Linked DNA regions of Mus musculus: region 2 is linked to region 1. The links are chromatin loops, found by intact Hi-C in ENCODE. Cell type or tissue: left cerebral cortex. All regions are shown on one strand. Each heading gives the region's core, and the rest is flanking DNA. Links, peaks and the distances in the headings are about the cores only.

Evidence for each region. A loop is a pair of places that touch in the nucleus more often than their neighbours do. Peaks named below come from ENCODE experiments on the same cell type or tissue, not always from the same donor. Only the 100,000 strongest peaks of a DNase experiment are listed, where the experiment ranks them.
Region 2: a loop joins it to region 1, with 5 times the contacts of the local background. A loop is called at or near these places in 5 of 42 quality-filtered maps.

The regions. Positions count from the first base shown.
Region 1 is chr2:94,241,423-94,245,142 of GRCm38, reverse strand. Mir670hg (a long non-coding RNA gene) reads left to right here. Exons shown (of 8, transcript XR_003953878.1): 3 at 1-1,830. Mir129-2 (microRNA 129-2) reads left to right here and starts at 3,690; the gene lies at 3,690-3,720. Mir129b (microRNA 129b) reads right to left here; the gene lies at 3,701-3,720. In left cerebral cortex, for the core only: a CTCF peak has its summit at 1,863; DNase peaks (open chromatin) are centred at 1,318, 1,928, 2,610, 3,116 and 1 more place; H3K4me3 peaks cover 2,409 bases; H3K27ac peaks cover 1,852 bases.
Region 2 is chr2:94,120,201-94,123,920 of GRCm38, reverse strand. All of the region lies in intron 1 of Hsd17b12 (hydroxysteroid (17-beta) dehydrogenase 12), which reads left to right. Among named protein-coding and RNA genes, the nearest start is that of Hsd17b12, 36 kb to the left of the region's middle. In left cerebral cortex, for the core only: no CTCF peak of the experiment used is centred there; DNase peaks (open chromatin) are centred at 1,048, 1,293 and 1,524; H3K27ac peaks cover 1,389 bases.

The DNA of each region.
Region 1 (3,720 bases), core at 704-3,203:
ATAGGTTGCTTTATTTCGACCCTGATCCCCTCCCACTTCGTGCCCTCTCACACACCCACATTCTGCAATTCCTGGGAGGGGTTTAAGGGCATATGTTATGTCACTTACTATTCCCACGTCCTTTGCATCCTAGTTACAGAATCTCTAAATCACTTACTGGAATGGGAGTATCACAAGCCAAAGGACCGGAGTTCCTGGTGCTATCTATGCAGAGACTCCAGGCTTTCCTCTAAGGCAATGTTACAAACCACTATCAGGAGGAAATAGGGAGGATTGTTCTCAAGGTTGACAAATGTTAATGGGAAGACCACCAGCTCCCTATGGGTGAGTTGTGAATGAGATTCATTGCAATCAGCTTCAGATACTTGGGCAAAACCTTAGCCAGACAGGTGAGAAAAGAGAATGTCATGGTGCGGGGGGGGGGGGCAGGTAACACACACAGAAACATTCATACTGATTAACGCCTCGGAGCAGGGTAATAGTGCATCTTTAAACTGACCCACAAGAGTACACGATGGGGAAAACAAAGCACTCTTGCAGTCTGTAATAAGGTTACGTGCACACAGGAACATCGAGATCTTTGAGGAGGGGGGCACAGGATAGCGAGAGGAGACTAGCTAGCTCTTCTATCTACCTGGAAGCGGCCCGCCTTGAGTGAGGGACCTGCACAGGGCAACCGGATTGCAGTCCCTGGAGGGAAAAGAGGGTGGTGAGTCGAGTTAATTTTAGCTCAGAAGCGGTCCCTTCCTGGGCAGATTTCCTCGCTGAGGCTGAGGCTGAGGCTGAGACTTCAACTCCTAATAGTAACAAGGGCTGTTCCTGAGGTGCAGAATTACCAAATAACGCTGCAACCCACACTTTGTCTTGACAACCCAAGTTTAAAGCAAAGCTGCTGCTAGTAGTCTCATGTCCCACCCCTAGGCTTCCTCTTCATTCAAGGGGTAGATATGCCAGTTCCCTTTCCCAAGCCTCGCCCCTCTCAGCCCCACAAGTTGTGGTGTTTACAAATTCTGCCTCATTTGCAAAGGAAATTGCCAGGAGAGGAAGGGGGCAATAAGGCACCTGCAACACGTGGAGCCGTGGCAGTGGGGTTTCCGAGAGTCATAAAGTGGGGGGGGGGGCACTCCGTGTCCTTATGTCCCTCCAGCCCTCTGCCCTTGCGGTTTTCACTGCCTGGCACAATGCACAAGTTTACCCCCCCCCCCCCAACTGGATCCTATTAAATAATTCAATGGTAGCGGTGCAATTTTGGTTGGAACCAGCACGGATTCCCAAGTCGTGACTGCAAAAAGTGAGTAATGCGCGCTGGCTGCGTCATGGCTCTAGTCACACTTCATTCCGAACTGAGAAGGAATCGTGACTTCGCCTGGAGACGTCCCCTACATGGAGTTGGGGGGGTGCAAACCAGGGGTGAACGGGGGTGGGGGGAAGACCTATCCAATGAAAACCTCTGCCAGGGGGTGTTGCATTTGAACTCCACTGCGCGCAGTGCTGCTGTCCCCTCTCTGCCCGTTGCACACCCGCCCCTCTCCGGGCCAGCGCTCTCTGCCGCGCTGGCTTGCCTCTCCGGCTCCCCAACGAGTCCTCAACAAGTTGGAGGGAGGCAGGAGCGCACGGGTTAAACTCGGGAAGCTGCAATTATCAAGATCGTGACCCTCCCACACAGTACAGTAACTTATATACTTACCTGGAAGAGCCCGCTTTGCCGCTGGGCAAACACCCATGGGGGTTGGGGAGGGGCAGGAGGGGAGCGGGCTGGCCAGAGAGGGCTGCTTCCAGACCGCTGCAGAGCACACCGAACCAATGCACTCCCAAGACCCCCGGACTCAGGTAAGGAGAAAGAATTTGCAGCGCTGGCCGCCTGGTGGTCGGTAGGCTCAACGGTCGGCCGAGCAGAACTTTTTTCCCCAATTGCCCTGCGCTAGAGGCAAGCGCAGACTGTGTAGCCCCCTCTGGCGCGGCGTTGAGACGCGGGGAGGGTGTGTGCTTGCGTCTTTCCGTAACCGAGCCAAGCGGAGGGGATGCAGTAGGAGGGTGGGTGGGTCACAGAGCTGTAGGAGGGTGATGAATGGGCGGAGTGGGTGGGCCGACAGGAACTTGGGAGACTAAGGCTCCAGGTCCAGAAATGCATTCTGTGGGTATGATAAGCCAAGGGTGTGTGTGTGTGTGTGTGTGTGTGTGTGTGTACGCGCGCGCGCGTACCTGCCTGCAGGTCCATTCTGGGATGGCAAAAAAAAAAAAAAAAAAAAAAAAAAAAAGTGAAAAAGCCAAAACAAAACCCAACTTTTGCCCCCAAGTTCTTGTGATGCTTGTAGTAACCACCCTGACTTAAGTTTTTTTTTTTTTTCACCCCCTACTGGAAGGGAGATAGGCGTTTGTTTAATCACACCCTTTGGCATCCCTGGGGCTAGGCAAGAGGGCACTGGGACTTGGGTGGGCCTGCACATAAAGAAGAGGGCATCCCCCTTAAGTTAGGCTAGATGGAATGGGGGAGGGACTTAAAGGGCAGGGAGGAGGGGGGAGAGGAGAGACTTTGCCCCCTCCTTCCTCTCTAGCTCTCTATTCCCCTCCCTCCTGCAGATGCTGGAATCTCCTGTCACTGTGACAGTCAATGCCCAGCTCACCCTTTCTTGTTCCCTCAATATTTTGCAGAAGGGGGGGGCAACAAGGAAGGGCACCTGAGGCAAATGGGCCATTAGACACCATGATCTGGACAGGTTGGGGGCTCTGGGGGAGGGAGAAACTTCACCCTTCTTAGTGAACATTCAGAACTTTGGGGGGGCAGAGTGGGGTAGGGGGACTCGAAAAGGTCTAATTTTCTAGAAATAGGCCAACTAGAGTGGGATTTGAGCTTGTTTTATGTTCATCTTTGCCAGTCATTTTCCGTCTGGTTCTTCTGGCTTAGGTCCCGATGGAAGAGGTCGCTCTCTTGAATCCCTCTTTCCCAATATACACTGCCACCCCCTCACCTGGGCTAGAATGGGAGGGAGTCATGGACAGCTTTTGGAACAACAATATTTTAATGTGTTCTAGTCTAGGTTTTGTTGAATAATTAGAAATGGAAATATTTTTCTCCCTCCCCCTTCTGGAAAAAAAAAAAAAAAAGAAATGTGAGCTCTCTTCTGATTGGTGGGTGACGATTTTAGTCCACACCAATGAGCTGGCGGCCTTGTCTGTATTTATTTAGTGCTCTGGGGGAGTTTTTCTCTTTACGCAGCGCCTGTAGTCACGGCTGGAACCTCTGCTGGGGGACTAGGGAGGATAGGAGGGGATTCGGGGGAAATCTGGATCGTACCTGCTCAGAGATCCACGACCTTGCAGTCAGGGCTGTCAGAACCCTGATGGGGGAATTGGGTGATAGACTAGATAGGATCGGAGGCTTGGAGTGCTAGGGCGAGAGGGGTGGAGGCAGGGCTCTGGGATCCGGGGTCCCCCTTCGAGCTACCCTTATCGCTCTCCACTACCTCTTCGAGGTTGTGCAAGGCTGAGTCGGGGGATCTGGAGATAGAGAGAGGGATGGGTTTGGGGACGCGAGGAGGGGAGAGCGGCGCGCAGGGTGGGGAGGATGAGCCGCGGTGGAGCGCGCCGGGGAGATCCAGTCTCCTCGGCTTCGGGGTTCGGAGACATGCTGGGCTAAAGGCGGCGGCGACGGCGGCGGCGGTGGCGGCGGACCGAAGAAGCGGGTAGACTGCCTTTCGCGAATCTTTTTGCGGTCTGGGC
Region 2 (3,720 bases), core at 586-3,085, 120 kb after region 1:
TGAGCTTAGTGATTTATTTTCTGAGTATGTATTAAAATAACAGAAGCCTAAGCCTTTTGCATATGGTGTCTTAATATGGTGTCCTGTGACTCAAAGGTGATAACTATTAAGACCCCTGCTCTCTGCAGCCTCCTCTGCTCTGCCCTCATGTTTTGGGTAAGGAGAGCTATGAACAATTTGGCTTTATGAAATCACATGGCTCCATGAGGATTGATAGCCTTTTAATTCTTACATAGTGTTTGCATTTTTAAAGAAGACATGCCATTAACTGGAATGAATCATTGCTTGGAAAGGACTTCAGTTAACCACGCAAAGTGACAATCAGGCAGCAATCTTGAAGCTGGCCGGCGATTCACCTCTGTTAGAGGATTCCACTTTTCAGTTCTTGTCTCTGTTCTGAACCGATGGGTGCAGTAGTGCGAGGTGCTTGGGTATTTTCTGTTTGCTTGTTTGAGTTTGGTCTGTGTTTTAAAATGGCACACTATAAATGGCTCAGTATCTTGTTGGCTCAGACAGAGGTAGTGAAAACTAGAGTGGGAGACGGATGCTTGGGGGAACTGTAAGAACTGCTTGAGAGACAAGGAAGAATATATTGCTTTAGGACTGTAGTAAAGTGGATATCTATATTCTATAGTTAGGAAAGAAATGGATATGACCCCAAACTGGAGTTATGGAAAATGTCCATGTGTCTTGGTTTAGTCCTAAATTTACTTTTTCCTAAAAATAATAATTTTTAACTAAATTATGACTAGGGATAAAAAGTTCCTACTGCCTGTTCTTATTTTATATCACTTTCACTATTCTCTTTTTAATAAAAATGCAGGAAGTTACTGGTGTTTTATGAACTTGCACCCTGCATGCTTCTCTTCTTTGTTCTTTGTTAAATACGAGCTGGCATATGTTAGACTACGTTAGCATTTGCTCTGAGGGACTTCAGTGCTTTCTAAATTCAGCTCTGCTCAGCCTGTAGACTGTTTGCCTGAATCAATGGAGACTGCTATTTTTAGCAACAAAAGGGAATTGAAATAGCAATTTTCTTCCCATGCAATAGATCCCCAGGAGGAATACTGATGCAAGCAAGCCTTCTGTCATTTTCTATCCCTCCCACCACCCCAAGCACTTGGGAAAGGCAGCTGTCATGGTTTGTGGCAGTATTAATCTTTAATCAGTCGAGTGTTTTCTTCATTTAGGTGTTGCAGGGGAGTGGGGAGTCACAAAAGGAAGCTGCTTGGAAATAAGTAAGCTCTTAGGCATGGGCTCTGCAGTCAGAGTTTAGTGGGCAGAGACAGGGAAAAGATGGAGAGCTAAAAATAGCACGCTTGCTTCCAGTGTTTCTCTAGTCTATTTTTGATGTTTGATTTTGATAAGGTTGATTGGGCTCTTACTAAAAATATCTGTTCCTAGCAAGTTGAGGACAAAAAGAGTAGAATATTTTTAACCTATACAAGCTAAAGTACTTTTTGTTGACTGTATAAAATCTGGAAGAAGAACTGGTCAGTTGCCAGTATTTTATGTAATCTGTAACAAGCGAAACACTTCTGGATGCCAAGTTGGGATATTCTCTATAGTTGTCAGTTCTCATCTTCTCAGACGCTTGCAAATGTGGGTCTTGCTGTTATATTTATCTGTGCAGACATGAGCCTTTTAAAAGTCCCCTTTCCCCATCTCCTCTTCTTTCTCACCTCGGTCTACTCATGGCCATCCTTTGTATTTCCCCAACACACAAGGGAGCTTTTTTGTGTATCACGTGGAAAGTTGTCTAAATGTATCCCCTTATTCCATAGCAAAATGGGATCCGAGGATACCCACTGTTAACCCAAGAAGCAAATCTTAGGGATGAGAATAGTGAACTTGGAATCCTTTACTAATCTAAAATGGGTACTTTTCCTTTCTAATTCTGTTTGGGATGGGTCACTGCAGACCAGCTCCTTTCAAGGAAATCCATAGACTCCTTTGAAAGTATATATCTAACAAGTTCATTATAAACAAGTTAAGCGTCTTGAAATTACATTTTTTAAAAAAATCTCATTTTAGATGGTAGATTCTTGTGTGATGTTGAGAGGAGGTGCAGTGTGTTATTTCCAAATAAGGAGTGAATGAAACAGTGAGTCTTGTTGCAAGAAGCCAGCTTTCCATTCAGAATCTTTTTCATTCATTCATTCATGTATCCTTCTATTCTTCAGCAAAGCCTCAAGAATCATCTTGTTAAGATAATTTTATGTCTGTGTTTTGCTTGCATGTATGTGTGTATTATATACATATATATATATACACACACATATATATACATACACATGTATGTGTATATGTGTGTGTATATATATGTATATATGTGTATGCCTGTCCATTGAGGTCAGAAAAGGGAATTGGGTTCCCTGGAACTGGAATTGTACATGGTTTATAAATCATCATGTTGGTTCTGGGACCAAACTCAGATTGTCTGTAAGAGTCACAAGTGCTCTTAACCATTGAGCTGTCTTTCCAGCCTAAATTATCTTTTGCTTTTCTTTTTTAAACCAGTGACTGTCCTATCAGTTAAATTCTGGAGACCCAGACAGACCCAGTCCTGTGGAACCCTAAGTTACTAATGTCATAAGGAGAATTATAGAGAATTGTGAGATCTTGATAGTCTGGTTGTTAAGGAAGGGGCAAGGATGTTCAAGTGAAAACCTCCAAGATGGAAGCAGAACTCTTGCTGTGAATGGCTCAGTCCATTTGATCTGCCAGAGTAGCTGCAGAAATTTAGAAAGCCAGAAACCTAAGTCCTCATGGTGCTTCATGCTGGAAAGTCCAAGATCAAGGTGCCAACAAGCTTGCTTGTACTATGAAAGTGTTCTCCAGTCCAATGACTTGCTGTACCTCAGGAATACAGTTCTTTGCATGGCAAGGGCACAGGGCAGAGAGGCTTAATTATGGCTGCAGGCTTCTGTGAAGCCCTGATGAATTCCATGCAAAAAGGTATTGTCCTCATGACATAAACACTTCTTAAAGGCCCCATGTTGGCCTACTATCATATTGGACATTCAATTTCAACACCTCAATTTTACAAAGATCAAATTTAAACCATAGCATAATATAGATTGAGAATAAAGAGGATCGTGTTTGTGAAGAGAGTGTTACCTTGCAGGAAGTGGACACATTCCAGCATGATTGGTGTGAGGTTAAGGGAAACATGTCAAGGACTTTGTAAAGGATAAGGGTAAGGGGAGTTCACTCATTCATTCATTCATTCATTCATTCACTCATTCATCCTTAAAACGTTACTAATCATCTCCTTTTGAAGTCGCTGGCTTGCCAGTTTGACTGTGGGGACAGACAGACATGACTGACAGGTTTTAGGCAGGAAAGTGACATTTGGATTTGTACTGTGGAATGATCACTTGAGCCCAGGAGAGTGACTAAGGGAGGAATAAGAAAAAAACGAGATGCAGATGCACTAGAAGTTGTTTTAGGAGATCCTGGGAGAGATGAATGGTAGCTTTGCTAACTTTATATGCGTATTAGTAAAGAGCCTTGCTTTTTGGAAAGGCAATGCCTGCACATGACTGAAAAATTTAACAGTAAAAAGAATTAAAAAGAAAAACCTTTCTCTAATTCTGTAGAAGCTGCTGCCAGCCGACTCTTGATTTAAAGTGATGATTTGGTTAGCTTCCTAAATTTCACAGTGGAGTTTAACTGTCCTGACAGTGAGTATATCAAATCTTCTTAGTAAGAACCACA